2 separate regions of the Mus musculus genome follow, and region 2 is linked to region 1. A link is a loop called in an ENCODE intact Hi-C map of the cell type or tissue named here. Cell type or tissue: heart. All regions are shown on one strand. Links, peaks and the distances in the headings refer to the core of each region. The heading gives the core; the rest is flanking DNA. Region 1 holds the start of Apold1 (apolipoprotein L domain containing 1). Region 2 holds the start of Lockd (lncRNA downstream of Cdkn1b).

Region 1 (16,203 bases), core at 5,105-13,104:
GTTTTCTTATCCCAACCAGGACACCAGGGGTGACCCCACCACAGTGGACTGGACACCCCCGCATCTACCATCAAAAAAGAAAATGTGCCACAGGCTTTTACCCACAGGTCATTTTGGTGGGTACATTTTCTCAGTTGAGAAATAGTCTTCCAAAATGGCTCTATTTTGTGTCAAATTGACATAAAATTACCCAGTTACCCCTTTCTTCTTGGCTGTGTTGTTTCTAACACACTAAGGTCTCCTTTCCTCCGCAATTAGCATAAACCCTGCTCTTTCCATCCCAGGTCTCCCCACCCCCCACCCCCCCTTCACAGGAGCCTCATTCTTGGTTTTGGATTTTCTTACTTCTTTCTTCCCCTACACAGCCCCCACCACCTCCTTTTTGTAGAGCAGGTCTTACTCTGTATCCAAGGCTGGCCATGAACTCATAATCTTCCTGACCTGGCTTTCAGAATGCCAGGATTAGACACACAAGCCACCATGCCAGGCAGAAATATATTCACTAGTAGAATAGCCAAGAGTATTAACTCTAGAATCAGACCACTCCAGAACTCAAATCCTGGGTCACTCTCCTTATGTGCCCTCTCTAGTTCCTCACTATATCTGACAATAGCAAGGTAACTAGAGTGTCCACTTGGAAAGATTATTGTAAATAAAATCAAATTGTACCTAGAACAGTGGTTGTCAGCTCTTAATAATTGTTAGCTATGATTATTAAATTATTTGCCAGAAAGACTTTAATTTTTCTAGAGTCTGATCTCGTAGGACGGTGAAAGGCAGCCTGGTTCCTGGTTGAGCAAAGGCTAGGAACCCCAGTGACCCTGAAGGGATGGATGGCATTTTGCCCACTCCTGGGCACCAACTCCTGTCATGTAGCTACAGCCCTCCATAGCCATCAGTCACGTAAGTGCAACACTCCAAGCCCCTCCATATGTAGAGGACGTGACCTGTGGTCTGCTAGCCTCAAGACATCTCCATTTTAATGAGGTACCTAAAGGCCTGGAGGCTTACCAATAAACTCCCCTTCCCAGACACTCCTCCCTGCAAAAGATATTTAACCTCAGGACCGTCCTGAAAAGTGGGGTACAGTTTTACTCATCCACTTGACGCCATGACAATGAATGCCTTAAAACCATGAACTGTCTCTTTTCATCGGGATCCGCCATGGGGAGCCATAGAGAAGGCCTTCGCCTATAGAGCCGCCATCTAATCTCCCGTATAAGATGAGGGCAGTGTTGTTTGTTGACCTGGAAGAGCAGCTTTTGCCTTCGAGAAAGATTTGAGGTATGACTCCTTCCCAGCTCCACCTTCAGAAACAGCCTATCTCGGTTTCAACTCTCTTCATACACTTGGCCATGGGAACCAGTTAGTGTCTCACTGTGGGTGAGGAGACACTGGCAGTGGCCCCTGGCTATACTTCTGGGATCAAGCAAACAGCAGGCCTTCTAGTACAACACTTTGAGTGGGTGGTACGGTGAGGGAGGGTTGGTTATAACGGAGGTACAAAACCTCATTAAACAGTAAGACCACAACACCACCACTCTCCACAGCCCATTGTCATTGCCAGTGAGACAGGGGCTGCTGAGGATCCCAGGTGTACATTCCTGGTCCCCAGATGGGACCCACTCTATCAGCACAGTTTCCCTTCTGACAACTCTGGTTGCTAACAGAACATTCCTGGAACTTAGGGCCCTCTTTGTCCAGCTCCAGTGTGCAGCAGGGTTTATATTCCTTCTTACGGTCTTCCAGTTTTGTCAGAAACAAAAGCAGCTTTTAAGTTCCTATCAACAAGAGACCCGTTGCTATTAACGGGAAGGATGCTTGTTATCACAGGAATTCTGTATGCTTTGACAAAGATAGGACTCCAGCTTCAGGTCCGCTGTGACAGACTGAGGCTGACACAGACCCCGGAAGCTTTCCAAGGCGCAGGTGCACAGACGAGCAGTTAGAGTGACTCCAGAATGTAAGTTCCCAACTGCCTACGGCAGCCACCACATAAGCTTTTGCTTTGTTTTGTTTTCAAGATAGGTCTCTGAAGACCAGGCTCGCCTTGAATTCTTCATCCTCCTGTCTAGAGTTCCCTAGGGCTGGAAAAACAGGAATAGAGATCAAACTTGGCATCAGCTGATCATTTTGAATGCTTCTGTATTTTGAAAGACAGTCTCTTATAACCCAGGCTGGCTTCCATAGGCAAAGCTGACCTTGACTTCCTAATCTTCCTGCCTCTACCTCCTGAATGCTAGGGTTACAAGCAAGCACCACCAAACCAGGGTTGGGTGTGGTTTTTTGTTTTTGTTTTGAGGGTTTCTTTTTAGTTGGTATTATTTTGTTGTTGTTGTTGTTGTTGTCATCTCGTCCTCATTGTTGCTGTTGCTGCTGCTGCTGTTCCTCCTCCTCCTCTTCCTCTTCTCCCTCCTCCTCCTCTTCCTCCTCCTCCTCTTCTCAAAGGTAGGGTCTCACTATGTAGCCTGGGCTCAGGTAGAACATAAAATTCTTCCTGCCTCAGCTTTTCGAGTTCTGGGATCACTAGGACCAACTCACTTTCAAATTTGTAAGATGACTAAAAAGCCTGCTTTCTAGATCACATGGGAATTCCTGTATAGCATTTGATTAAACAATTGACTCACACAGCTTAAAAGCATTCAAAGACAAAATGGGACCAGTAATTATGAAAAGAAGAAAACTTTTAGTATTGAGCCATTTACTCTAGTAGAACAGGAAGGACGGATTTACTGTAATGGAAGAGTGAATTAGGAAGCTCCCACCCTCAGCTATGCTAATCTCCACTTACCACTATGTAGCCCCCTTTCTTCAACTTAGTTTTAATCTACGTCTGTATGTCTGAGGGTATGCAGGTGCCCACAGAGGCCAGACAAGGGCATTAAATCCCCTGAGGTGCCGGAACTCCACACAGTTGTGAGCCAACTGAAATCAATGTTGGAACCAAACTGTGCTTCTCCGAAAGAAGAAAGACTCTTAGCGGCTGAGCCATCACTTCAGCCCCCATACAACCTCTTTGTCTATTTTTCCTTATTATTCATACCAAGTTGCTGAAGGGGAGATTCAGAAAGTTGACTGACCATGACCTAATCTAGAATGGTCTCTGCAGCACTCCTCTCTCCCCTGCCCCCAGCCCAGCAAATACTTTTACCTTTGAAATTCATCATATTGGACATGACCTGTGTCTAGGGCAAATACACAAAAGGAGTTAGGGTCAAAGTACTCACTAAGGGTTCTTCTTTCTTTCTTGGGGAGGGTTGGTCCTTTTTATGATTTTTTTTAAATTGTATATATGAATGTTTTGCCCACATATATGTATTCGTACCGAGTGCGTGGCTGGTGTCCGTGGAGTTCAGAAGAGGGTATCCCCTGGAACTGGATTCACAGATAATTGTGAGCTGTCATGTGCGTGCTGGGAATGGAATCCCAGAACTCTGTGAGAGCAACAGATGCTCTTCATTGCTGAGCCATCTCTCCAGCCCCCAAACTTTATCAGAGTTTTAAGATGCAAACCAAATGTGGTCCCTTTACTGTGAAACAAAACAATCCAGGTGACTGTAAAACCAAAAAAGGAACACAAGAACACCCCAGCATTTAGAACAAACATGTATTTTCCAAACCCTAACATTTATTTCTCTCTTTTCATTTGCGCCACAAACCCTTTCGACCTGCTTGCTTATAGAATGACGGTCGAAAGGGAAAACCCACTCCACTGTCCCATGAAAGAAATAAACAATTTGTCTCTAGGATCAATTGTACTGAACTTTGCTAACCCCTGGCAAATCCTCCAATTTTCACAACATGCCTACACATAAGAAAGAGAATGACCAAGCTAATCCCTCATAATACAGACAAACAGCGAATTATTCAAATGTGCTTTCAGTTTTTGTTGTTTCATTGTATTTTTGAGATGAGGTCTCATTGTGTAGCTCGGGTGCCCTGGAACTCAACCTCTAGACCCTTCTGCCATCTGTGGATGGAAAGTAGACACTCTCAGATGCGCACACAGCAGACCACTGATAAAACCTTCAGAAGCTTAGTACTTTGCTATATACTCAAAACATTCCCATTTTGGGTTATATGGAACAGGTCGGTAATGGAGGAGTATAACCCGAGACAAAGCACCAATGCATGACGGCGTCAGGGAATGGCTTCAGCCGGATGATGGAAGGAGAGCCTGAGGTATACTCCAGTGCCCACACAGGCAGTCTAAAAGTGACAGCAGTTAAAAACAAAACAAAACAAAAACAAAAACAAAAACAAAAAAAAAACCCAAGCTGGGCATGCTGTGTATTCCTTTAATCCCAGCACTCAGGAGGCAGAAGCAAACTCTGTGAGTTTGAGGTCAGCCTGATCTACAGAGTGAGTTCTGGGACATCCAGGGCTGCCTAGAGAAAGACACAGTGTCAAAAAAAAAAAAAAAAGCCACATCAATGTCAAATTAAATCAGGATATACGCCAACTACAGTTTATAGGAAACAAAAATAAATATAGAAAGAGCACCCCTCCCCCTCATGCCAAAACATTTCCTCAGACACGTGGCCATCACTGGGAATCATAGGGGCTGCGCAAATGTATAGCATTAAATAATTTAAATATACAGCCAAGGTTTCCTGGGTATGGTCCCAAAGACTTTGCAACTCTTTCTAAAGGATAATTTAGGAAGATATTGAATAAATTAGAAGTACTTTCTTAAGCATAGATAGCAGGTTTCTTACAGCCCCAAAGTCAAAATGTGACAGATCTCTATCATAACACAATTTTATAAAAACAGAATTTCATAGGACAGGTTTCCAAGGTCTAAATGTTTCCTTCATGAGTCTCTATTCCTCCACTCCTGAATTAAATAGGTTTTCTTTTTCAAGTCAAGTGCTTTCTGGCAAAGTACCTTCAGGACACACAGGCTTAATCATTCATATATTCCACAATTCAAGACTCCATTTACCAGTTTAAAAATCAGTTTAGTCTCTCTCTCTCTCCTCAGGACTCCCCCATCTTACTTACAGGGATCGTGCCAAACACTAGAGAGTCCTCTCTGAGGGAAAAAGACTCTAGAAATCCAAACCTGACCTCCTGGAAAGAGCCTTAACAGACTCCCTTCCTATTCAGACCCTTAATATTCTTATTATTTTCTAAATGCTATAGTTAAATAAAATCAAATGTAAATAATACACAGAAATTAAATAACTAATTTTAAATAAATAAAGATATGGTGTCTGGAGTTTTCAGAGGATAAAGAGGTTTGGGGTTTTTTTTGTTTGTTTGTTTTGTTTTTATTTTTTGTTTTTGATTTTGTTTGTTTTTGCTGGTAACTTCACATTACCTCTGTACCAGTCTCTACATGGAATGGGCAACACTGCCCTCTAAAGGGTCTGTGCTGCTCTGTCTTCTAGTTTACAGGGGACAGAGTAACTGGCTTTACAAGCACACAGCATAGTCTTTCTTGGGCTGCTGGGCCAGTCTTTCCTGGACTTTCTGAGAGTGACTCTGAAGGTCCTTTCTTATCTCAGGGCTTCACAACAGGGTGTGTTCTTACCACCATCTGTGTCACTGAACAAGCCAAGTCTCAGCAAGAGAAGGTGGCTAAGTCACACGACCGGTGGGGGACAGAGCCTGTGATCAGTCCAAGACTGTTTAACTCAAAGGCCGTTGCTCTCCTCTTTGTGGTCAGTTATTTAAAATTGTCAGGGACTGCATCTCACCCCTCCCCCAGCTTCTTTACAGAAGTGAAGGCGGGTGAGTATGTTGGGATTAAAGTGACTCTTCGGGTGGCTTTCCCTCTCAGGGTACCTAGAGGTGTGAATTTGAAGCCATGCTGGGAAAGTATGCAATAGTCAGATTTGGTCTATGAGTGGATAAACTGGGGTGGGAAGAGCAGAGCAAGTCAGCTCCGCGGCCCAGGTTGGGTCTACAATCCCTACAAAGACAAAAAGGATCACATACTCAGTTGGGATTACACAAGCGAAAAGTCCTTCACACACACAAGGAGCTAAGGACTGACGGAAGCCCTGCAAGAAGAGTTCCTATCATCCTTTGCACTCCACCCATGTAGCACTTCCCTGTGGATGCTACGACTCTAGAACATTCCATATAGGTAGAGGATGCTCTTAGAAAAACAACGCTGCGTCCAGATCAGTGGAGATCCTGAGGTTGTGGCCACGGCCGGCCTTGGTGCAGAGCTGGACCCGGGACTCCAGCTGCTCACTAAGTTCATCCAGGGCGCCAGTGCACGACTCCAGGCTCTCTGACAGTTTCTGAATCTTGGCCTTCAGGACGGCCTGGCTCACTTTGGTGGCCCCCTCGGCACGTCTGGGGATGAGGAAGCCACGTGAGCCGAAGAAGACGATGAAGTAGACAGAGTTGTAAAGGGCCATGGAGGCGTCCCTCCCGCTCTGCAGCAGCTGGCGGTCCCTGCGTCCCTGCCACTGACAGAAGAACTCCAGGCAGCTCAGAAGCTCGCGCATCTGGTCCTGGCAGGTGGCGGCGATCTCCTGCACCCTCCGCACCTCCCGGGAATTGCAGAAGATCAGAGAGAGGTCGGACGTGATGGTGACTGCCCCTCCGGCGGTGGCCACCCCTAAGCCCACGGCCGACGCCACGAGCGAGGCTCCCAGGGTGACCGGGCTGAGTGACAACCCCACGATGGCTGCCAGGGCACCAGCGGCGCTCAGAGAGCTGCCCGCCACGTTGGCCGCCAGGGAGCGCCTGCGTAGCCGCTCCAGCCTCCGGGCCACTTCGCGCAGGCGCAGCACTTGGCTGTGCAGCCGGCCACGGCGGTCCAGCAGCAATCCTTGGAAGCGCCGCAGCGCATCGGCGCCCTGCGGCTCCCAGGCCGCCCGCTTCTCCATGCCCTGTGAGGGACATAGACGCACAGTTAGCCCGAGTTTCCGCACCCGTTGCTGCCCTAGGCTAGAGCTGCCCGGTGCACTCTCTAGAGAGTCCTCAAATAATTAATAGACTTTATGCTGGGCGTGTTGCCTTAATGGTAGATCACTTACCTAGCGTTCAACCCTCAGACTCAATCCACAAGGCTGCCGAAATGAATACACGAATAAATAAACCACTCAGGACTGGGAACAGGGAGGTAGGTTACTACTGGGTTATGGGTCAAGTTTCCAAAGGCTCTGGAGCCTGGGACAAGTCACACAAGTTCCCAGAACCCGTTAACTGTGCGTTCCAACAGAGATTATGCTGTCTTCTGCTTTCCTTCCAGGGAACAAAATCTATGGACACCATCCACAGATTTAAATAAAGGTTTAAACGGGAAGGTGGAGACTATTAGAAAGCTGCTCCAGGTAAATGCTCTGAAAACAGAGACTTTGCTCTGTTTTCAAAATGACACTTGGGCTGAGGATGCAGCTCAGGGGTAGAGCCATTGTCTGGTGTGACACCCTATTCTATTCCCCAACTCCTGACAAACAAGGACCAATAAAAAGAAGAGAACACCTTAAAAGTAGCAAACCGTGCATGTAACGTAACAAAAACTTTTCATTATGTGGAGACTTGTGTCCTAGGGACTCAAGGTACTTGCCCCCCCCATTCTCATTATATCATTATATTCTCTCTCTCTCTCTCTCTCTCTCTCTCTCTCTCTCTCTCTCTCCTTCTCTCAATGTCCCTGTCCCTCTCTCTAATCCTAGCACTTGGGAGGCAGAGGCAGGATCATTGAGAGTTCAAGGCCAACCTGGTCTAAATACTGAGTTCTAGGCCATCCAAGGCTACATAACAAGAATTTGTCTCAAGGTAAAAAAGAAAAGGTGCTAGCTAGCAGCTCACTGGAGGCTTCCTTGGGTCCAGATGGACTGAAGCCAATAAAAGGTGACTAAGGGAGAAAGCTGAATGTACCAGGTTCATCTGTAAAAGGCCATCTGTCCTGGTAATGAGGGAGCCCCATTTTCATACACACTGTACTCTCCACCAGTCAGAACTTCTTAAAGGCACCAAATAAGTCACTGAAAGAGCATGTCGGACCTGAACGAGCAGGGCAGAAGTTATTTAATTTTTTATCTTTCTCCATTTGTTTTTGTTGTTTTTAAAGACAGGCTGTTACATAGTCCAAGTTGACCTCAAACCCCCGATTCTCCGGCCTCCACCTCCTGAGTTCTAGAATTCCAGGCTTGCATCGGCATGCACAGCCAGAACTCATTGTCCTCGGTTAAGATGAAGGCCTTTAGAGACCGGCTACCAACAGCTGATGTTTCTCAGTGCCCCCAGAAGAACACTGGTCTCCTGACTCATAGGTCCTACAGCTCCTGGTTGACCTCCATGATCTAGCTGACCAGTAAGAAGTTTTCAGGTAACAAGAAGGTTGGGAAAAAGTCACTCCAAATACATGACGCCTCGAGAGTTGACCCCGATATCACCAATCCCATTGCAGACACATCCCTCGGACTCCCCACTTACCCTTCACTCTGGCCTCCAGGAAGAAAAGTGGGAGACTGTTTCTGGACGAGCATACTTTATAGCTCCCAGGAGCCAATGACGGCTCTGGGAAAGCCTTGTCTCATTCTGAGAAGCTGCTGTTTCCTGCCCTGACCCCTGCTGCCTTCGGCCAGGATATGACATGTTGGAAAAAGAGACGCTGGCAAAGCACGTCCCGTATTTAGGAAATGAATATTGTGTGTTCGCTTTCCCCTCCAAACGCAGGAAGAGAACCACAGGCTCTTCCCCAACTTGAAACAAGTGCTGTCATCTCCCAGTGGGGATACCCTGCCTTTCCTCTCCTGAGAATAGCTACTGACGCCATCGGGGGAGGCTTTCCCACATGCCCCAGGCTGCCCAATTATAGTGTTTCTTTGAGAGGACTCCATCAGAAAATCATTTTTAAAAAGAAATAGGAGGGACCGGAAAACTTAATTATGATCGATACAGCCACTCATGGTCCTTTTCAAAGAGCTTTGTGGGGATGTAAGTAGCTGAAGCATGTGACCCATTAAGGGAGGGCAGCCAGCACCAAGGAGCGCCTAAAATTCAAGACCACGCCCACAGGAAGTGCTGCGTGCAGTTTAGGGCATCTCCAGCTGTGGAGAAGACACAGGAGGTCTCAAAAAGGGCACACTGCGGGGCCAAGTGCGTCAGAAAAATCACTGGGGTCAAGCTGCACACCGAGCTAATTATACACTTTCCATGGCAGCGGGGAGATGATGGCTTCCGGGGTTTTCATATGAAGCGAGGACTGTAGCTTGCATCATGGTTAAATGAGTGGATTCTAGCTACAGGTTCCCCAGCAGGGTCTGAAAAACAGTTATCTATTACAGAGCGTGCAGGCGGGGAAATGAATGTAGCTTCTTTCTGTGCCTTTACCCAGACCAGATGGCGATGCACCCCATAGCTATCCCTGAAGCAGTTAGGGTGGGGGTGGGGGGAGGGGAGAAGCTGAAGCTTAGTTGGGAAACCCAGTCTCACCAAAGGACCCCTGACACCATCGTCAAAGGCCAAACTGGTTTTCACCTAAATGATTCATGTCTCCAGCTGGAGGTGCAGTAGACTAGCACGCGGAGGCCCTGGATTCTAACACTGGCACCCAGAAACCCATCACTGTGGCCCACCCCTGTAATTCCAGCACCAGGAAGTAAAAGCTTGAGGGTTAGACATTCAAGGTCAGCTTCGGATTCATAGCTAGTTGGAATCCAGCCTGGGCTACGTGAGACCCTGTTCCCAAAACGAAACAAAAGTCCCCCTTATTCATTTGGAGTCTCTTGCATCTGTTCAGTGCGGTCTCACTATGGAGTTCTGGCTAGCCTAGAACTCATTAAGTAGATCAGACTGGCATTGAACTTGCCTCTTGCTCTGCCCCATTTGGAAAGTTTCAACAGCTCTATCATTGTAGAACACAATTAAGCCCCTCACTTTCGTATGGATAACCTGTCTTTACCAGAGCAGTGCCACCTGCAGCACACCCTGCTGCTCTTGACCTTGATCAGTCAGAATTTAGTCCACGTCCAAGTGTTCTGGTTATAGCTCCTACAGAATAGACATAACCGAGCAGAATGGCCCCAGCGTCTACTTGTACTCTTGAGATAAGAGGCAGAACGGCTGGGCATGGTGGCACAGGCCTGTCATCCCAGCACCTGGAAGGAAGCATCATAGTTTGCTCAAAGTTCAAGGTCAGCCCGAACTGGAGAGCAAAACCTGGAAGCACAGGGGCCTGAGTCTAATCCTCAGGACCTACATTTAAAACTGCCAAGTGTGGTGTTGCTGGTCGAGCAGCCTAGCTTACATCACAAGCTCTATCTACTCCAACCACAAAAGGGCAGCCAGCACATGAGGAACAACACTCAAAGCCATTCTCTTACTCCCACGTGCATGTACACACACACACACACACACACACACACACACACACACATATATAGACAGGCCCAGCACACTGTTGGTAGGTGCCATTCCTGTGCAGGTCCCTGGTCCATGTGTGTGTGTGTGTGTGTGTGTGTGTGTGTGTGTGTGTGTGTGTGTGTGTGTGTAAAGGGCGTCAGGGGTGAAGAAAAGGGTTTATTTTCCTCATAGCATTGAGGTTCTGGCTCATGACCTGTTGTTAGCCCCATTACTTTGGGCACATCAGGCCAGAGGTGTGTGGCAAACTGTTCCTACCTTAGGAAAACAGAACAAAACACAGAGGAAGAAGAGGGACTGGGTTTTCTATGATAAGCACCAGCTGGCTCCTTGCCAGCAGGTCCAGGTGAGAGGAGAGGGGCCTCACTCCTGCCGGGGTCTCTCTCCGGGGCTGAGCTGGATGGCGAGTGCCCCACGGTCCAAAAGAAACACACCAAGCCAGGAGCCTTATCAAAGCAGGAACCAACTTTATGGCATCAGTGTCTTCCTTATATAAGTTGGGAACATAGGGAGGGGGATTTTTGGTGGGGTAATGTAGTGGCTATTCCTGGTTGTCAACTTGACTATATTTGAAATGAACTACAATCCAGAATTGGAAGGCTCACCAGTGACCCTAATCTGGAGGCTGGGAGATAGAAGATTCTGATCTGGATCTTGGTATGGAGATCTTGAGGCATAGTGGCTATGGATTCCAGAAGATTAAGACAGGGAGATCTCTGAGTTCAAGGTCATCTGGAACACACCTTCAATCTGGGTTACACCTTCTGCTGGAGACCATACAAGGACATTGGAAGAAGGGAGTCTCGCTTTCTCCCCTTCACCTGCTTGCCGTGTGGGACTGAGCAAGCCAGTGGAAGCAAGCCAGTAAAGAACATCCCTCCATGGCCTCTGCATCAGCTCCTGCTTCCTGACCTGCTTGAGTTCTAGTCCTGACTTCCTTGATGATGGAAGAGTAAGCTGAATAAACCGTTTCCTCCCCAACTTGCGTCTTGGTCATGATGTTTGTGCAGGAATAAAAACCCTGACTAAGACAGGTAAGATGACATAGGAGGCAGGGAAGGGTGACGGAGGGTATGGAGTGACTGACAGGGCCAGTGGCAAAGCTCTACCTCAGCAACAGCAGGGCCAGGGCCAAGCAGGTCTTGCTGAGTTACCCCGATATGGAAGTGACTGAGACCGGTCTCAAAACTGGAGCCAGGCTCAAGTTTGTCTTCAAGGTCCAAACCAGGGCCAAAATGGGGCCCAACAATCGCCTTCAAGGGCATGCCAGTAAACACATAAGACAAAGCATAGCCCTCACTATGGCCAACCCCTAACACTTCCACCCTTTGCGGCGGTGTCCTGCTGGATGGGGATTAAGCTCTTAATTCATGGGCTTTTGGGGGCCACATCCAAACTGCAGAAGGTCAGTATGAGCTGTACAGTGAGGCCCAAGCCAGGCTGGGCTACACAGAGTTGCAGGACAGCCTTAGGCTACAGTGTGAGACCCTACCTCAAAGAATCAGGAAGAGGGGTAGGCAGGAGAGGAAGACTAAGAGATCCTAAAATCATTAGGCACATCTGTAATCCTAGCACTCAGGAGGCAGAAACAAGTGGATGTCTGTGAGTTTGAGGCCAGCTTGTGCCATATACCAAGTTCCAGGCCAGCCAGGACTACACAAAGAGACACTACCACCACTCTCTCTCTCTCTCTCTCTCTCTCTCTCTAACACACACACACACACACACACACACACACACACACACACACTTTGCCCATACACATAAATTCATCCTGCTGCTTAGTTTTCTGTCAACGTGACACAATACAGGTTCATCTGAGAAGAGGGACCTTCAACTGGGAAAATGCCTCCATTAGATCAGCCCATAGGCTAACCTGTGGCGACATTTTCTCGTTTAGTGATTAGTGTAGACAGGCCCAGCAGACTGTTGGTAGGTGCCATTCCTGTGCAGGTCCCTGGGCCTGGAGTGTGTAAGAAAGAGAACTGGCAAGTAGGGAAAGCCAGACAGCTAATCCTTGGTCCTCTGTGGTCACTACATCAGTTCCTACCCTGACATCTCTGGATAGCAGAGTACAAGATGATATAAACTCTTTCTTCCTCAAGTTGCTTTCGGTCATGGTGCTTCATGACAGCAATAGAAACCGTAAGTAAGACACTCATACACACAAGTGCATACACAAAATACAGTGCTGGAACACATCTGTAGCTGTGCACTCAGGAGGCAGAGGCAGGAGAATATCAAATTTGAGACCATTCTGGTTTCATAGTAAAATGCGCTGAGGTGGGAGGAGGAGAAAAGAGGAGAGATGTCGCTATATTCTTAACAATGTTACAGAGACGTTGACACTAAGTATCTCTTTGGAATATTCTGTTTGGTGGTAACATAGAGTACTTAATCTGAAGACTTAAAAATGTTTGTGTGTGCATGCTCGCAAGCCTGAGCTTGTGTGTGTATGTGTGTGTGTGTGTGTGTGTGTGTGTGTGTGCATGTGAGTACCTTATCCTTAGAATCCAGAAGTGGGTGTCAGATTCCTCTGGAACTGAACATAGAGGCTGTTGTGAGCTGTCTAGGTGGATGCTGCAGACCTCATCCAGGTCTCCTGCAAGAGTGGTACATGCTCTCAACCACTGAGCCGTCCCTGCCCAGACTCTGAAAACTGTGATATTTTTGTTTTGTTGTTTTCTGACATGAGGACTCACTGTGTATCTCTGTCTGACCTCAGAGATCTGCTTACCTCTGCCTCCACTGGGACTAAAGATGTGAGCCACCGTGGTCAACCTTTGTTGTTTTTCTGAGACCAGGTCTTAAGCAACTCGGGCCAGCTTCAAATTCATTGTGCAGCAGAGGATAACCTTGAAGTCCTGATGCTCCTGCCTCTGCCTCTTAAGTGATTGGATTACACGTGTGTGCCACCACATCAACTTCAGTGGAATAAGGCAGCTGGGAGATGAGATCTCAGCTATTATTGTCATAAACGAATGGAATCCTACAGGTTCCAAAACACACAGAGAACTCTGAGATGCAGTCATTTCCATTTTTTTTCCAGATTGGCTTATGATCTTTATTACTGTGCACACACATCCTTAAACGCCAATCTGTGTTCTTTTTTCCACTTAGCATTCCTGCCAGTACATAGCTCTCCGTGTTGACAGTTCTCACCTCTGTCATTTTTAATAGCTATATAATAATCCCAGTGTTTGCTCAGTCACTTCCCCGTTAGACACTTGGACTGCTTCCAGCTTTTCACTGTTATAATGACAGTTGCCAGGACCTCTGTTACATTTTCCTGTTTGGATCTCACCCCTCTGGGGGAGTATTCACGCACAGGAAAGCGGTAAGTGAGGGAGAGTGGGTGCCTGTCACGTTACTCTCTTTCTGTTCAAAAGAGCCAATCACTGTGTGATCTGCCCTGTAAGACTAACAGCCAGAGGCTTTGACACAGCTCAGTTTTCTTTTGTGGATGTTTGATTCGGTTTATTTCAGCTCCACTACCGTGTATAGAACACCTTCTGTAGGCCAGACATCATTCTAGGTTCCAGGTTTGAAATGATGTGAGATATGACCCCTGCCCTCAGCAGATGGTAATCTGTTGAAAGAGAAAGACACAGAGCAGATCGTTCCAATTTGGCATGGATCGTTCCAGAGATGTGTGCAGGAGCCAAAGAAAAATGGAGAGTGTACGCACCTAGGACACACTGGAAAGACGGTCTAGAAGCTCTGATACAGAGATAAATCTAAACAAAAAGTAGTCGGGCAGAGGAGAGCCAGCCAGCTGCTGCAGGGAAAAAAACAGAGGCACAGGGGAGAGTCCAGGATGCTCCAGGCAGTTAAATCCTGCTGAGCACAGAGGGAGACCTAGGAGTGTAAATGGAAAGAGACTGATGGTCTCTATCAAGCTGTGGTGACTGACAAGTAAGTGCCTTGTGGGGTTAAGAGCCATTAAAGGTGAGTCAACTTTGGCCTTGAATTGGCTTTGCCATCTCTGTCAGCTGTGTGGAGGGTGACTTTCTTAATTAAGTACATAGCTAAAAGCCAGGAGATAAGTTAGAAGCGTATTGGAGCAGCTGGGAGAGATTATCAGGGATTGAATAGTGTTGATAGGATGGGCAGAAGAGATAAAGTGCCACCTGTGAGTCAGGTCAGGTATGGTGGCACATGCTTGTCACCCAAGATCCGAGAGGCGGAGGCAGATGAATCAGGAGCTCAAAGTCTTCCTCAAGACACACAACACACACCCACAAAACATACACAACACAAATAGACAGACATACAACACACACAACATATGCACATATGTGGGGCAGTGGACCATGCCAGGAAACTTGATAAGGCTGAGTAGGTTCGGAAATCCCAGCACACTCCTGAGGATGGTAGGAGTGTCCCTACTCCTGGCCAGATTCCTGGCCCGAAAGAACATGACCACAGCTCCCCACATAAAGAATGTGACCAGTGGTCTGGTAGCACAGAATCAGGGTCCTCCATACTAATGAGGTATCTAGATTGGTCCTGAGGGTTTAGCCAAACGGCTTCCCTTCCCAGACATTTCCTTCCTTCAGAAGGTATTCAATCTCTGGTCCACCCTGAAGAAGTTGTATACACCCTTCGTCCACAATGAACAGTGAGTAACAGTATGGATAAGCCAGGACTGTCTCTCTCATCAAGAACCACTGCCCTGGAACATGGAGGAAGCCTTCTTCTACAGAGGCCCCCTGAGCTAAGCCAGAGTCGCCCCTCCCCCAGCCAGGTCATTCTCACAGATCCTTGGGCCCTCTCCTTCCCGACTCCTCCTTCTCCTTCCTTTTCTTCCTCACTCCATTTCCAGCTTCAGGATGTCCGGAAGTCAGGGAATCCCAGCTTCAGCCTCAGCCTGTGTCATTTCTCACGCAGGCTGAGGCCTAGGCTACATTCTCCCACCACAGAGCGATGCATCAGCTTCCCGCAAGCCCAGAACCCGATGGTGGTGGTGGTGTGGGGTAAAATGCAGCCTGGCATTCTGCATTTCGTCTGCCCAATGGAGTTCTCACACACCTGTGGTGAGGCAGAACGTGGAACCACACACATCTAGATAACCCACACACACATAGACACACACATGAACACCCACATACAACAGGCCTACAGGCCACACACACATGTACACATACATACAACATATACACCAACACATTACACACATACACAAATTTAACACATACACCTACACACCACATACATACACACATACAGCATACAACACACACATAGATATACATAGTCACACACTTGCACACAACACAGTACTCCCATACAACACCTATACAACAAACACATACACACACAACACACACACATGGACAAACACATTCACACACATGTGCACACATGCAACACACACATACAACATACTAAGTCACCAATACATATATATACATTCATATACACACACATCACTCGTACATATATACACACACTGGGCACACACATTCACAAACACATAGAACACACATACTAACACACCAATCACATACACACACATTTACACACATGCACACACACCTACACACCACACACAAACATATTCACATAGACATACAACACATATGTACACTTACAACAAACACATGTATACAAATATACTTCAGAAGCAAAATTGACTAATCAGGACTGGGGGTTTAACTCAGACACACACACACACACACACACACACACACACACAGAAAGAGAGAGAACACCAGAGTCGTGAACAATCCAAAAGCTGTAAGACTGCCTGTTCAGGGTCTGCTGGCCAGCTGTTGGTCTGTCTTGCCTAAGAATCCAGGCTCTTAGAGGGACCACTGGGTCTGGTGCCCATCTGCTGGCTGTGCAGGGTGAGATAGAAAATTATGGTGA
Region 2 (16,203 bases), core at 4,574-12,573, 52 kb after region 1:
ATATATGTGATGTGTATGTATGTGTGGCACTTATTATGTATGTATGTATGTACATATTGTGTATATGTGTGAGGGTATGTATATAAGTATCTGTGTTGTGTATATATGTGTGTATGTATATGTGATATATATATATATATATATATATATATATATATATATAATTTAACATTTTCCCCAAGTGTTGTATCACCTACCACCACCAATTGCATAGCAGTTTCTTTCTGTGACATTTCACAGTTGTCATGAAAAAAAGTAATAAGTGACATTTTAGATGAGTGCAGTGGCCCACACCTGAGTTACATGTCTGGGACCCCTTTATTTAAAAAAAAAAAAAAAAGCTACTTGAAACTTTTAAGGGAATACAGTTAGAAGGAAAATCCAGAATAGGCTGACGAGTCGGGAGACTCAGCCGCTGGTGTCACCCAGAAGCAGGCTTGTGAGATGGCTGTACTGTGTCAGGGAACCTGCGGGTTTCTAGAGTAAGCAGGTGATACCACTGAGCTAAGGCTTAGGTATCTTAGGGTTGGGACCATACACGCACTGACTCTGAGACACAGCACAGTCTCCTTGCTTCCTTGGTCACCACTGCAGAAATGTCACTCAGCCTTGGAGGAAAGTAACAGTGAAACTCAAGAGCAGCCATCTTTGTTTCCTGGTGATGCTAGTTCTGACTCAGTTTCCCTAAACTTTATGGATGAGTGTGTATGTATTTTTTGTTAGTTGTGGGTTTTTTGTTTTGAATTTGTTTGGTTTTCTTGTTTTGGTTTGGGGGCTGGTTTTATTTTGTTTTAGTGGCTGTGGAGCAAGACAGGGTCTTATGGCTACCGGCCTCTAACTTGATGTTACAGAAGCTGACCTGTACAAAATCCACCTCTGGAGTTCCAGGGTTTCTAACAAGCACACTGCACACACCAGTGCTTTTTCTGTTCCCATTTGTCTGAGCCAGGATCTCACTATGTAGCCAAGGTTATCTCAAATTCGTCATTCTTTTGCCTCAGTCTCCCAAGTGTTGCGATTACAGGCAGGTGCAACTACTATCCGCTAATAAATTACCACTTAGATACATAGGTCTCAGTCCTTTTCTACTTCAATACTGTCTTTGTATGTGGGTGACTTACTAATTATTACAAATAAACCTAAAATAAGGGCCATCCCAGAAACCATTAGGGATGGGATTAAATCCAACAAATGCCAAAAAAAAAAAAACCTACTTTAATTTTACTTAAAAAAAAAAACATAAAATTTACCATTTCAGCCATTTTGTGGTAATATTAATTCTGTTTACAAAATGTCAATTTTAAGCATTTGTTTCCAGCCAAGCATGGTGGTGCATGCCTATAATTCTTAGCTTGGGAGGCTAAGGCAGGCAAATCACCTTGAGTTCAGAGTGGACTACAGAGACAAATAACAGAGACAAGACTCACCTAGTCAGAAAGCCAGACATGGTAGCCTACACCTGTGATCCAAGCACTCTGGAGGCTGAGACAAGCGGGCCACAAGTTCAAGGCCAGGATCGTGAATCGTAGGCTAGCCAAGGTTACATAGCAAGACCCAACTCAAAAAACAAATTAATTTATAACATCAGCATAGTACTGGTTGGAAAAAAAATAGCATTTGGAGAGCTACACTGTTTATATTATTTATAAATATGTGATTGCTATTATTTATTATAAAAGATATTGCGCTAATATACTGCACATACATTAATTAGTTAACTGGGTGGAGGCGGTGAGACAAGGTCTCACATAGTCCAAGCTGGCCCTAATCTGGATACATAGACAAGGATGACCTCAGTGTCCTAACCTTACTGTCTCCGCCTCCCCGGATGACCTCAGTGTCCTAACCTTACTGTCTCCGCCTCCCCGGATGACCTCAGTGTCCTAACCTTACTGTCTCCGCCAAAGAACTCTTTCAGGCTTCTTTGTTTTGGTTTGGTTTGGTTTTTTTGGTTTTTTCGAGACAGGGTTTCTCTGTGTAACCCTGGCTGTCCTAGAACTCACTCTGTAGACCAGGCTGGCTTCGAACTCAGAAATCCGCCTGCCTCTGCCTCCCAAGTGCTGGGATTAAAGGCGTGCACCACCACGCCCTGCTCGATATTTCTAATACCTTTATGAAAACAATCTCTTTATTGTATAAACAAAGAAGGAAACTTTAAAAGGCAAAATGGTTGCTCGACGTTAGATGGCTGAGGCAGAGATCAGTAGTTTGAGGCAGTCCTCAGCTACCTAAAACCCAATCTCAAAAAAAGTATATGAAACTCAAACCCAGTCTGACCTCAGAGCTTGAGACCAAACTGCTTTACCAGTGTCAGAGTGCCAGGAACGTGCGAAATTCTTTTAGCTAGAACGTGAGCGAAGGAGTTCGCTAATAGCTTGTATTTTTTTTTAATTTAATTTTAAATATTTAGTTTCTTTTTTTAATATTTATTTTTAAGTATGTATACATGCCTGTATCTATGTGAGGATATGTGCACGTGTGAAAAGGGATTTCTGAAGAGGCCAGGCGAGGGCCTGGAGCTGGGGTTCCAGGTGGTTGTGAACATCCTACGTTGAGTACTGGGAACTCAATTCTGGTCCTGGGCAACAGCAGCAAGTTAACTCTTAACCATTGAGTCATGCCTGCAGCCTCTGGGCATCTCCTTCTTTCTTTCTTCCTTCCTTTCTCTCTTTCTTTCTTTCTTTCTTTCTTTCTTTCTTTCTTTCTTTCTTTCTTTCTTTCTTTCTTTCTTCCTTCCTTCCTTCCTTCCTTCCTTCCTTCCTTTCTTTTTCTTTCCTTTCTTTCTTTCTTTTTTTTTTGAGTTTCAGTGTGTGACTAAATACACATAACACAAATTTTATCACTTAAAAATGTTTTAAGAGTCCAGTTGAGTGGCATTTAATATATTCACAGTGTCGGGGTTGGAGAGATGGCTCCGTAGTTAAGAGCATTTGTTGCTCTTGCAGAGGACCAGGTCTGGTTCCCAGCTCCCAGCGCCCACATGGTCACATGGTGGCTTACAAACTTCAGTAAGTCAATTTCAGAAGGTCTAATAATCTCTCCTCATGCCTGCAAACCACTCATCCACTTGAAAATCTTTAGAAAAATATTTTTTTTCATTCACACTACTGTGAAATCATCGCCACTGTGTCTCTCTTTTCCTTTCCTTCTCTTTTCCTTTCCTTCTCTTTTCTTTTTTCTTTTTTACTTTGCTTAGGGTACATTGTACACTGAAAAATTTTTTAATTAATTTTATGTCATTGAATTTATTGTTATTTCATTTTATGAATTTTATGTTTTTCTATCACATTTAGAAATCCCTTCTTCACTCTGAGATTTAATTTTTAAAAAATTTCAGGGGGCTTGGCAGATGGCTCAGTTGGTAAAGTCCCTGGAAAATAGACAAGAGGATCTAAGTTCGATCCCCAGAATTCCTGCAAAAGCACTGTCAACATGGGCTCTCCAAGCAAAGGTAGGCAGCACTCTGAAGTGCAGTGGCCAGCCGGTTAGCTGACTTTCTGACTTTCAGAGTCAGTATGAGCCCCCACCTGAAAAAAACCAGGTGGAAAGTTTGGCTGGCAGACACCTGACCTCAATCTCTGGCCACGCACACGCACACATGCACACATGCCCATATGCACACACTGATAAGTACATATTCCACAGACGTGACACAACCCACAACTTCTTAAAAACTCTTTCAGGCTTCTTTGTTTATATTTATGATTTTATATTTTTCTATTCCATTTTTTCTTTCAGTTTTTAAATAATTTATTTGTGTGTGTGTGTGTGTGTGCGCACGCGCGCACACATGACATGACACAAGTGGAAGACAGAAGTCAGCTCTCTGAAGTTGGTTCTCTCCCTCCACCTGTACATGGTTTCAAGATTGAACTTGGCTTTGGGCTCAGCAAGTATCTTTACCTGTTCAGCTATTTTACCCACCCCTCTACTACAGTCTTTCTAATTCTTCAAGAATTTATCCCAGTGAAAAATACGAGATAAGGATCCCATTATATTATTGTTGTTATTTGGTGCTAGATACCAAACCCAGAGAGAGCCCTGTGCATACTGACAATTGACAATCATTCTGCCATTACTACTGGGCGTCCCCCCACCCGCCCCCATTGCTCTCTCCCTCTCTCCATCCCTCCCTCCCTCTCTCCCTCTATCTCTGTCTCTCTCTCATTTTCAAAACACATGTAGCTATCATGTAGCCTGGGCTAGCCTCAGACTCACTGCAAAGCTGAAGGTGACCTTGAACTTCTTATCCTCCTGGCTCTGCCTCTGTGGTGCTAGAACCTCCGGTGTGTGGCACACATCTGGCCACTCCTGTTATTTCTTTAAAGCCAACAACAATTAAAAATCAGAAATTTTAAATCCATAGAGGACAAAAGAAGCTGGGAAAATTCTGGAAAGTGGGAAGAAACAGAGCAAAAGAATTCATCGGAGGATTTGCCTCGCCAGAAATGAAACCATAGTCTGCATTTTTAAAAATAATATGGCCCTGGGTGCATCGGAGACTAAAGGATTGAGGGAGTTGGGGGAGGGATGAAAGGAGGAACAATGAAAGTGGAGATTGGGGGACATGGCTTGGTGGCAGAGCACTTGCCTAGCATGTACAAGACTCTGAATTGGATTCCTAGCTTCTGGGGATGGTGGGGAGGATACAAGGTAACCAAAGTTTATCAGGAGGAAATTGTAAAGGCATTGATGGGAGTTATCATATTTTTCATGGTGAATGTTCCTGTCCTAGAAAACACTTCCCTTTTTCATCTGTCCAGGTCACCTACTGTAGACTCTACCCTAGAAAGAGGATTTCACATCTTCCCACCACCCTCCCGTCCCTTAAATTGCATTAGTAAATGTGGCCTGTTCGAGTTTCAGAGTTTGTTTCTTTAATTATTCCTAATATACTGGACTTCCCTGTCTCTCCTCACAGAACAGGAGAGCCATGGGGATCAAGTCTGGTTTCATCAGACTTGCAGTCATGTGTTGCTGATCACAGGGACACCTTCTGACCAATGTGTTGTTTTCGTTGTGTGTGAACACCGAGAAACTGACTGCAGGCGGTAGAGCCCCCCTGCACAGCTAGGCTTCAGGACAGGGGAGGTTGCAGCTCCTAGCCTGCATTCTGAACAGCGGCTTCTAGATTGGATACTTTGAGTGATTGTAACAATAAGATACGTGTATCCAAACATCTAAGCCCAGAAAAGTAAAAATATTGCATAAAATAGCTTACCGAGTGTGTAAAATAAGAATAAAAACATAGCAGAATAGAAACAAAACGGAAACTGGAGTGGCCGTGTCTGCCTGTAATGCCAGGACTCGAGAGGCAGACAGGAAGACCAAGTTTAAGGCCTCTCAACTACATAGTAAGTCTGAGCGTCACTCAGCTGTCTCAAAATAAACAAACACAGATATAAACTGGTGTAGCTGCATACGACTCGTCCTCAGACTAGAACATGCATGTCTGAGAGTTGCCCTGGGGTAATCAATGAGTAACAGAAAGGAATATGTGGAGACCAGTGCCACACATCACTGTGGACTTTCTACAGTGGCCAACTGGGCCAAACATCATCTATTTTAAACAATTTTTTTTCTTAGATAATAAATTAATTTCTACAATATACTGAGTTTTTTTTAATATAACATTGTTTTTTTTGTTTTTGTTTTTTTTTTTTACTTTTTTATTTTTGCTACGTAACCCAGGCTGCCCTCACACTTACTGTGCAGCCAAGAATGGCATTTAGCTTCACCTAGTACTTCTAGTGCTAGGATTACCGGCATGCAAACTATGCTTGCCTTTAAAACAAAGCAAAACAAAGACAAAAAAACACTTGTAATAACATCTAACTTAAAACACATTGTACAAATATTTTTAAATTATTTTCCTTATGGGCTTAATCTGTGAGATCATTTTTTTGTTTGTTGTTTGGTTACTGTTTTGTTTCGTTTTGGGATAGTCTCCTATAGGACAGTCTGGCCTCTTAGTTTGCTGTGTAGCTGAAGATGACCTTGAATTTCTGATCCTCCTGCCTCTGCCTCTGCCTCTGCCTCTGCCTCTGCCTCTGCCTCTGCCTCTGCCTCTGCCTCTGCCTCTGCCTCTGCCTCTGCCTCTGCCTCTGCCTCTGCCTCTGCTTCTGCCTCTGCCTCCTCTGCCTCTGCCTCCTCTGCCTCTGCCTCCTCTGCCTCCTCTGCCTCCTCTGCCTCTGCCTCCTCTGCCTCTGCCTCCTCTGCCTCTGCCTCTGCCTCCTCTGCCTCTGCCTCCTCTGCCTCTGCCTCCTCTGCCTCTGCCTCTGCCTCCTCTGCCTCTGCCTCCTCTGCCTCTGCCTCTGCCTCTGCCTTCTGAGTACTGGGATTATAGGCATGCACCAGGTTTTTGTAGAGATGGGGATCACAACTGGGGCCTGTTCATGCTAGGCAAGCACTCTCCCAACTGAGCTATAGCCCCATCCCTTCTGTGTTATTTACTTTAAAAAATAATTTTTGTTACTGTTCAAAACAAAGTTCCAAACCTATGTATTAGCCTAGTGGGATCTAGCTTATTATTACCTGAGCCAGGTGTGGTGGTGTACAACTGTAATTCAAGCTCCTGGGGGGAGGGATGGCAGAAGAAGGAAGACTACTTGAAGTTGTAGGTGTAGTTACACCTTATATTCAAGGCTAGCCTAAGATTCACTCAATTTTAGTATGCTCACCTACCATGCACAAGGCTCTGGCTTCTAGCCAGGCAGTGGAAAACAAAAACAGTACAACGACATCTACCTTGTATCCTGTCTTCCCCGGAAGGTAAAAGTTAGGGGCAGTGACATGCATAGAATTGCTCTCTCCTTTGATGACTCTGAAGGATCAGAGACCAGAAAAGAACTCTTTTAAAGTTAATTTATTATTATCGAGTATTGTACATAATTGGATGGCTGTACTCTTACACAGTTGACAGCACCCTTGGCTTGTCTGCGCCAGGAACGCCGCAAACGTGTGGACAGTGCACAGTGCTATGATATTTCAATATGCAGAACTTTTTCTGCTCTGTTCTGTGTCTGGGACCACCGTCAGCAGTACATACCCCAATTATTTGGCTCCCACCTAGTACTGTTTAAAGGTTACCTTAGCTAGTAGATTTCTTTTGTGTGCACGCATGTGTCATGCATGGGGTGTACCTATGTGGAGGCGGGGGTCCTCACTGGCATCTCTTATGGCCCTCCATTTTTTTAGCTAGAATGGCTGGCCACTAGAACCCAGGAATCTACTTTTTCTCTCTCCACTCACCAGCCCTGGGATTAAAAACGTGCACTGCCATTGCTGGCTTTTTATATAAGTTCCGGGAATCCAAACCCGGGTCGTCATGCTCACACGGAAAACACTTAACCTCCCCCTCCCCACCCCCAAGACCTAGATGTCCATAGATTTCTATTTAGCTGTTCCAGAGCCTAAATGTAAAGGCTTCACTTTAGTATGAAAAGTTAGGGTGGATACAGTAGCACGTGCCTACAGTCCCATCTGGTTAAGAGATTACGTCAGACACATCAAGTTCAAGACCAGCAAGAAGTAGAGGGAGGGAGAAAGAGGGAGGGGAGCCATTATTAGTAGTAATGCATTTATTTTTGACCTGGGACTCATAGAGATCCATCTGCCTCTGCCTCACGAGTACTGGGATTAAAGCTGTACACCACCATGTCCAGTGGGGTTTTATTTATGACCTCCTTTGTTTGTACGCTTGTTGGTATATTCGAGGTAGGGAGGGTTATATGCAGCCCAGGCTGACTGCAAAGTCTCTCAGTATCCTAAGCAGGCCTTGAACTCCTGATCCTCCTGCCTCCAGCTCCCAAGTGCTCAGATTACAGGTGTGCTCCACCATGCCAAGCCCAAGTTTCCAAGCCTGTTTTCACAGTCACGTGCTATCTGAATCTTTATCTATGACACCCCTGTCCGGGGACCATCCAAATCCCTGCTTGGCTCACACTCAAGATGAAGACCTGTTTCTGAGACTAGCTTCCTCCTTCCAGGGATGTGGTTTTCCTCATGGACTGCTCATTCTGATCGGATGTGTCCTCTGAAAGGCAGAGGTAAGCACTGAGCCTCTAACAGAGTCCATGAATACAGCCTGGAGAGCAGCTCAAACATGTTGGTTTATGGACGGGGTCAAGGAGCTTAGTGGACTGGGAGAGGTAAGGTCAGAACTAGACAGCTAAAAAACTAAGAACATGGCATACTGGTTCAGGGGCCAATGGAGGCTAAGGCTGGGCTTCTGGCTAAAACAGACTGAAAGGAGATATCAGGAGAAATTATTTTAAGGAAAGAAAAAGGGAAGAAAAAAAAAAGGCAAAGGCAAAGAAAGGTATACATATGAGATGTCCCTGATAAAGAGAAAGACTGATCTAGGACTACTGTTTAATTATTATGACGTTTTAAAAGCTTCACTGCAAAGAAAAACATAGTTGGATCCTAATTAATAAAAGCCATCACTTGTATTAGACCTGTTCTACTAATTGAATCCTCCTAGATCTTAACAAACTCTTTCCAATGAGTTTCCTGACCCAGAAATCAAAAGGGGACTTTATGTCCCCTTCTCATCCTCACAAGGGGGGGTGGGGAACCAAACCTGGAAAACAGACAGGTTCCCCCCCCCCTTTAAGGTTAAAAAGGAAGAAAATGACACCGACTGCCTTTGTCCTGATGGATTTTGACACTCTAACCCCAGAAATAACACCTCTTTTGCTCTATATAGAGTCTATAGCCACACCTTGTATTTGGTTGGTTTATTCCTATGACGGGTAATATTCATTTCTAGGATAACTACCCGCTCCCGCCCTCCCCAAGTCTACCTTTCCAAGACAGGGGAAGGTGCGTCCTCGTCGAACTCCCGCCTGTACCTTCCTAGTACCTCTGGCCAGCAGCCTGTGTGCCCGTGCTCCCTGGACATCCGTGAATGTTTGATGCTACATCTCTACCCAAACTGAAGCTTCCCGCCTGCATTCTGTCAACGGCACTTGCGGGCGGGGCGGGGGGGGGGCAACTTTTGGAACAGAAAGCTCCACCCATCCTACTCCCTACTACCTGCAATCAAACCAGCTAAAACACCCCACCTCAGACTCCCCAACTAAGTCTCATCACATGATCTACCGTACGGTAATTTTTTTTTTTTAACAAGAAAACAAGCATCCAAAAAAAAAAAAAAAAAAATTCAAACTGCAGGCGCGAGCCAATGGGGAAGCAGGGGAAGGTGGGCGGGGGAAGCGCGGCGGGCTGGGCGGGGACCCGCGGACCTGTGGACCGAAGGATTCGTAAAACGCAGCAGGCGCACGGTTTAGGCTTTTTTTTTTTTTCTTCCAAAACTCAGTTAAGCGCGAGGCTCCGCCTGCAGCTGCAGCCTCGCAGATCCACCTTAAATCTTCAGTGGACTCGGTGCAGGGGTCAGTGGGCGCAGCCAATGCCAATCAAGTTTACAACCACCAGCTCGGGACGAGGGAGGGGGGGTTTGGGGAAGGCCAGAGGGAGAAACTTCAACTTCTCGCTTTATATGCACACATCACACACGCGCACACGCAAACACACGTACGCACGCACATGCACACGCACACAAAGGGAAGGAGGGGGCCAGAGACCGGCGCTCCGCCGCCAAGTAACAAGTTTGCAAACGCTTCTAAGCTCGCTGGCCGCGGCCTGGACGCGCTTCCCGCGTCCCGACCCGAGCGCCATGATGGTGGCTGCGGTTCTCAGTCCGGGTTCTGGAGGGGGAGCCGCAAATGATGCAATCCCCCGGCCGGCGCCCGAACCGCGCGCCCTTCTCCCGGCCTTTTTCTTAACGTTCCTTTTAGAGGCGCGTCGAGGTTTCGCGCCCAAAGCATGGATAAGGGGTTTTTCTTTTGTTTTATTTTTTAAGATTTCCTAATTTCTGGTTCCTACCTCTGCTGAGTCCTTATGCATGATAAGTCTGTGACTTGGATGGAGGCCCGAGGGACTTGAGACTTGAGTGTACGTGGAAATAAGTGCACTTTCGGTTCTCCGGGATCCGCCTGTGGCTGACCCCACCCTATTACAACCCCACGCGAGTGAAATCAGGGAGACGACCCCATAGGTTTCTAAGTAGGATCCATGGCCTTTTTACCCCTCAGTGTCGTTTGCAAGGTTTCTTTTTTGCTTTAATTTTATTATTTTTTAAAGCCAGGAAAGGGGGGGGCAGGAGTAGGGTGTGGCTCAGGTGAAAGATGGCAAATGAAAAAGAATCCATGCTCTGAAAAACAGATCAGGGATCCTAAGTGGACTTCTAAACAAAACACCTTTTAGTTCAAAGCGCTAGACGAGCAATCGTGTTTTCTGGTGATGATGGTGTAATGGCGAAGGCAATTCTCTGGCTCCCAGGAAAGGTCGCTCAGTGCAGCCAGGGTGGTGGGCACACAGTGGCTTGAAAGGCCGACTGCTTGCTCCCTCCCACTAGTGAATGTCCATAGTCCCCCAATCTAACCCATCACAGCCCCCTCCCCAAATCCTTATTTCCCCCAGTTCTTCCTTGCCCAGGTCTGCGGTTCTGGACAGCCAAGGATGCAAAGGTGGGGGGCACTTTGCAAGCAGGGTGAAGGGCAGGGCTGATCACCGAAAGCGGCAGTGGTTCTCCACAGTTAGGCGCGCATTGGTGACGGTCGCTTAGCCGCCAGCGAGCCGGGAAGGCTTTCGAAATCCGCGGGGCTGCGGATCATTGGAGCCCTGCGGTAGGGGTGGGAGCGGGCTGCTGCCCTGGAGGGTCCACGAACTCCGGGAAATTGGTCCCTTCGGGCAAGTCCCCCAGAACTCAGTGAGCGGCGGGGTGTCCTCTGGGAAGGGTCGTGGGCCTTCCATAGTGATTTTCTTCGTCTGGAGGATCGATGGTGAGGAAGAAAGGTTTCTAAGAAGTAACCCAGCCCGGCTGCGCGGATAGAGGCGCGGCCGCTTTTTTGCGGCCTGCGGGCGCCCGGGGCGCGGGAACTGCGCGCAGCCACCCTGGCAGTGCGGGACTTGCAAGTAGCCGGCGACATTAAAGACTTTTGGTCTTGAGGCGCCAGCCAGCCCGACCAGCAGTTGCCACAGTGAGCGGGCGGGATCGGGGCTGCGGGACAGTTGGGGAGACTACCGGGCCGTGACCAGGGTAGTGGGGTAGCGGGTAGCTGACGCCGGCGGCCGCAAACCCGCAAAGGGACGTTCGCGGCGGGCGCAGGAGTCCAGGTTCCGGGAAAAGGACCATTTGAACCACCAGATTGTATGTGGAGGCTTGACACAGGCGTTCGGAGGATGGAGGGCACAGTGACTTGGGCGGGGGGGATGCGTTCCTGTGGACGTGCCTGGCGCAGAGAGCATCCACCTCTTCCCGGTCCACCATTCCTAAAATGCAATCTCTCAAAATTCGTATTAAAAAAAAAAAAGCTATGAAAGGAAAATGAGGTTTGTGCAGTAACAGAGGTGTTTTCCCAACTTGGATTGACTTTCTGACTCTTGGTCCTCCTGCAAGCCGCCCTTTATATTATGTTTTAAACAGAACCACAAAAACACCTTTAGTCTTTAATTAAAATAATACCTACTTGAAGGACTTGGCCCAGCGACCAAAAGATCCATTTTCCCATCCCGCACAGGAAGAAAAACCAACTTTTGCTTTATTTTAAAAAAAGAAAGAAAACAAAAGAACAAATAAAAACCCTAGTAAAAAATGCTAGAACTACCTTGTTTATAATCCCCTTTGGGTATGGTGATATAAATGGTAGTATTTCAATGAATAATTTAAACCCAAATTTGGATTTTTCACAATTTACCCATAAAAATTTCTTATAATTTACTTTCTACCTTAACCACATTTTAAAAATAAGAGTGTTATTTAGAGAATTATTTCTGATCAACCTGGCTTTAAAAATGCTCCGTTTCTGTATTTTTTTAAGTAAAAAAAAAAAAAAATTATGCATCTCTGCTGAACAGATATGAAGACACAAGACTCTGTTTTAGTATTTTAACTTATTTTTCGGATGAATTTAACTATAATATAAATATTCAAAATTTGAAGAATTTATGTATGACCAATTTCATTTAACCTACGAGTATGGAAAAAACTTGGTTCTTAAGGATTTGTGTGTTGGGCTACTGTGGACAGGGCTGGTATGGTGGAAGTAAGGACATTGATTTTCATTGCCACTTCAAAAGTGTAAATAGAAAATCTAGAAAAGTCGTTCCATCACTTTCATTTTCAGTACTGCAGATGTGTGATCAGACTACACTTATGTAAGCCCCCCCCTTTGGTTCTCACACACTCATATCCTAGAAAACATAAATATTTTAACTAAATGGGGGCTGCTGACAGTCTTACATGAAAATGTGGCTTTTCCTCTTTCCAGTTAAGCCTTGTCTACCCATATAGGACTAAGATGAAAATGGCCACTAAGAATACCCACACCCCCCACCCCACCCCCATCACCCCCATCACCCCCCCACCCCCAAATCATCTGACTGAAATGTAGGCCTAAATGTAGATGTTTGCCTTCCCATTGTATCTGGGGCATGCCAGGCTGACTAGCTCAGGCTCAGTAAAGCACAGGACAGTTGCACTCAATAAATAACTACGGAAGTTTTCTTTATTGATTGCTTGATGTGTAACAATAATTGGCATCTTTTTCACACATTACAAAAATTATACTTGGCTCAGTATGCAACCTTTTAAGCACAGCCATACTATTTAACAAAGGCGGGGGGGGGGCTAGTCTATCCAATACAGCATTTACAAATGCACAAAACATGCCACTTTGGCTTGTATATTGTCTAGATTAAAAAAAAATCTCTTTTTAACATAAATAAGTTAGTATAATTTTCAGTGTCTTTACAGAGTTATATACACAGGCACACTTCCAAGTTTTTCTCATACACAGGCAATGAAGAAACGCTGTTTAAAGATGTAGTATCCATTTCACTTACTCTACAAGTGTCCTTTTTTCCTTAAAAAAAAAAAAAAAAAAAAAAACAACTTTCCTTGGGGGCAAATTAACAAGTAGGGTGAGAAACTTTGAATTAAAAATTATTTCATTATTTGTGTAAAGTTACAGACTTCTAAAAATATCCAAGGATTTAGGATTATGTTCACTGTGAAAAAAAGAAATAAGAATTTTTCTTAGCAAAAATGATCTGGGATAATCAAATCTAAGAATTCAGAATTCCCTATTATGCACCCCAGATTTTTGCCCAGTGTTACCTGGGGTAATTACTGCTAAACAATAAACTGGTAAATTCCAATTAAAAAAAAAAATTAAGCCATTTCTTGCTCTATAACAGAATCTTCAGAACCTCCAAGTGAGAATAAGCTTCATGTAGAAATAAATAGCAACCATGTGTAGCAATTATTCAAATTTTGATTATTTTAAAAATAAAGGATCCATTCTTACCGAAAGGGACACTACATCTTTAAAGAAAGGAATTCAAACCCTTCCCCCCCCCACCCCCACCCAGGTTGCTTCTCTTTATGCAAGTCAAATATTTTTCTCCTTGCTACAAATTGAAGCAAGTTCTTCACCCCCATGCTGACTCCTCAGCCCCACCCTGCCCTCCCATCCCTAACGTTTATGTGCTACAGAGTAAAAGATAAAAACTATATACACAGGTAGTACAACAAAGCAAATAAGGAACAACCTAATTGCGCAATGCTACATCCAATGCTTTTAGAGGCAGATGGTTTAAGAGTGCCTAAAATTTTAGTGTTATTGTTTTTGCTTTCTCAGTGCTTATACAGGATGTCCATTCAATGGAGTCAGCGATATGTATTTAAATTTTTTCATGTATATCTTCCTTGCTTCATAAAGCAGTGATGTATCTAATAAACAAGGAAATATTCTTAATTCTGCAAAAGAAACAAAAGAATTAGGGAGAAGACACTAGAGTAACATTGCCAAAGTACAGAAATTATTTTGTTGCTAGCTTAGTTAACAAATACTTCAGTAATGATGGATAAATACAGGCACTAAAGGTCTGAAGACTACAGGTATCTCCGATCCTATCTTTGCTGGATTTTTGTTCTGTTTTGTGTGGTATTAGAGTCAGGGTCCTTAACAAGTGGGCAATTTTGTGAAACCCTCCCATGCCCCAGGGGACATTTGGAAATGTCTAAGAGACATTTCTGATTGTCACAGCTTCGGGAAGAAGATTGCTACTGGCATCTTGTGGGGGAGGCCAGAGATAATGCCAAACATTCTAAAATGCACAGGACTGCCTACCACAACAAAGAATAATTTGGCTCAAAATGTCAACTGTGCAGAGGTTGAGAAACTCGCTCTATAAAATCTGGGTCAAAGAGGGTGAGAAAGAAAAGAAATTCAGGAACCATAACACATCAGAGTAGCATATTTTCGTAATCTTGAAAAATACCTGGAAATGCAATTATAAAATTATTCCTCCCCACCAAGTCGAGGAATGTTTACAAAATTGCAATTTCTTACTCATATGCAGCATATCTGCACGAGTGCTTTTGACTAGAGTCTTATGGTTGCTTGGCTAATAAATGCCTCTTTATCAGAACAGGCCAGGTAAAAATCCAGGCGGCTCATCTGAAAAGCTAGGCCAGAAGCCACACAAAGCAACTAAAGCTACAGGTGTGATGGCTAGTTAGAAAGAACTCCCATCCAATTCGACAACTTTATAGAGGGTATAATATGGAAAGTGACTCTAATGGCCATTTTCCATCTCTGAAAAAATGCTATGTCTGTAGAAGGTATATCATGACTTTATGATTTATAAACACAACAAGCTGGAACCCTGTGCCATCTCTATATTCCTTCATTTATTTTTAAATTTCAATAAATGAGGACCTGAAAAGTTAATAATAAACTGTTAAGATCTATTTGTATGCTGGGTTATAAGTGGGCTTTAGAAATAGAGAATGCTGGTTTTCTTCATAAGGAGCTTATAAACTATTATAAGTAGTTAGAGCATATGAATAGTCAATCTATGTAAATTTAGGGGCTGGGTTACTCTAATTAGGCAAGTGGGGTGATGAGATTTTTGACACATGGAAAAATCCACACTTGTGTTGGACCTTCTCAGTTGGTCCTAACATCTACTATCCATTTCCCCTATAAACATCCAAACCGTCCTGTTCCAGCAAATTAGCATACGGTGCTGACGTGTGGGAAGGCTGCTTCCTCTAGCTGTTCATTTAACTTCTGCTTTGTAACCTCAGGGTTAAAATCAATTCTGTGGGAGCATTAGTACTTCTGAACTTTCCAGTCTAATTTTTTTTTTAAGTATGAAGTTCCTTTCTCTCCAAAATTTACCAGCATACAAGGCACAACTTTAAAAAAAAATAAAAAAGTACCCAGAGGTGATGGCACACAACCTCTAATCTCAGCACTCAGGAGGCAGAGACAATACAGATCTCTGTGAGTTCGAAGCCAGCGTGGTCTACAGAGCAATTCCCAGAATAGCCCGAGCTGTTTGTTACACAGAGAAACCCTATCTCAAAAAACCAAAAACCAAAACAAAAGCAAAAGATAAAAAGAACTCGAGCCACGGCAGCTCTATTCACACTCCTAATCAAACGTGCACTATGGGTACCTAGTTTTTCTCTTAAGAACATACATGTAAGTATATATTTGCCATTTTTCTACAGTTCAAATGGTTCAAAATAGGCTATTGGCTCAAAACGAACCTCTGGGAAATGGGTTCTCATGAACTGAGACTGGAAAGGAAAACTGTCATTCCCAGCCTAAGTTTTAGTGGGATTCATAAGGATACGACCGTCCCTATCCTTTGGGGCCTTGGTGGCAAGTTCTTGCTTGGGAACCTCATTCTGATTCCACTTTAAGGTAAATATCTTGGGGTGCAAATACTGCATTATAGTCCCCTCAAGTGATTCCAGCCTTCCCCAGTGTTAATTTTTTTGATCAAGGAAAGTAATTCCTCCTGGCAGGCAACTAATCTGCCAGCAGTCCTGGGGTCTGCAGGCCCCCCGGGGAGCGCAGCCCAGATGGGGTGTCAGTTTTGTGTTCTTCCTCATTAACCCACCGGAGCTGTTTACGTCTGGCGTCGAAGGCCGGGCTTCTTGGGCGTCTGCTCCACAGTGCCAGCGTTCGGGGAACCGTCTGAAACATTTTCTTCTGTTCTGTTGGCCCTTTTGTTTTGCGAAGAAGAATCTAAGAGGGGGGCAAGGGGAAATTTTTAAGAGAACACACACAAACCATCTTTATTATCGACAACAATGGCTGACAGAAGTAGGCCCAAGGG

Evidence for each region. Hi-C counts contacts between places; a loop is a spot of excess contacts. Peaks named below come from ENCODE experiments on the same cell type or tissue, not always from the same donor. Only the 100,000 strongest peaks of a DNase experiment are listed, where the experiment ranks them.
Region 2: a loop joins it to region 1, with 8 times the contacts of the local background. A loop is called at or near these places in 6 of 42 quality-filtered maps.

What each region holds. Positions count from the first base shown.
Region 1 is chr6:134,974,230-134,990,432 of GRCm38, reverse strand. Apold1 (apolipoprotein L domain containing 1) reads right to left here and starts at 8,432. Exons shown (of 2, transcript NM_001109914.1): 1 at 8,404-8,432; 2 at 3,597-6,851. The coding sequence starts at 6,848. The coding sequence ends at 6,108. It overlaps Gm36428 (a long non-coding RNA gene), which reads left to right and starts at 6,788. Exons shown (of 3, transcript XR_003956531.1): 1 at 6,788-7,295; 2 at 8,039-8,296; 3 at 8,378-8,535. In heart, for the core only: CTCF peaks have their summits at 5,358 and 6,697; DNase peaks (open chromatin) are centred at 6,722, 8,592 and 9,022; H3K4me3 peaks cover 2,877 bases; H3K27ac peaks cover 2,083 bases.
Region 2 is chr6:134,921,865-134,938,067 of GRCm38, reverse strand. It overlaps Cdkn1b (cyclin-dependent kinase inhibitor 1B), which reads right to left. Exons shown (of 3, transcript NM_009875.4): 2 at 15,985-16,112; 3 at 12,543-13,825. The coding sequence ends at 15,994. It overlaps Lockd (lncRNA downstream of Cdkn1b), which reads right to left and starts at 8,976. Exons shown (of 2, transcript NR_037956.1): 1 at 8,783-8,976. In heart, for the core only: no CTCF peak of the experiment used is centred there; DNase peaks (open chromatin) are centred at 8,917, 9,397, 9,967 and 10,637; H3K4me3 peaks cover 4,487 bases; H3K27ac peaks cover 4,566 bases.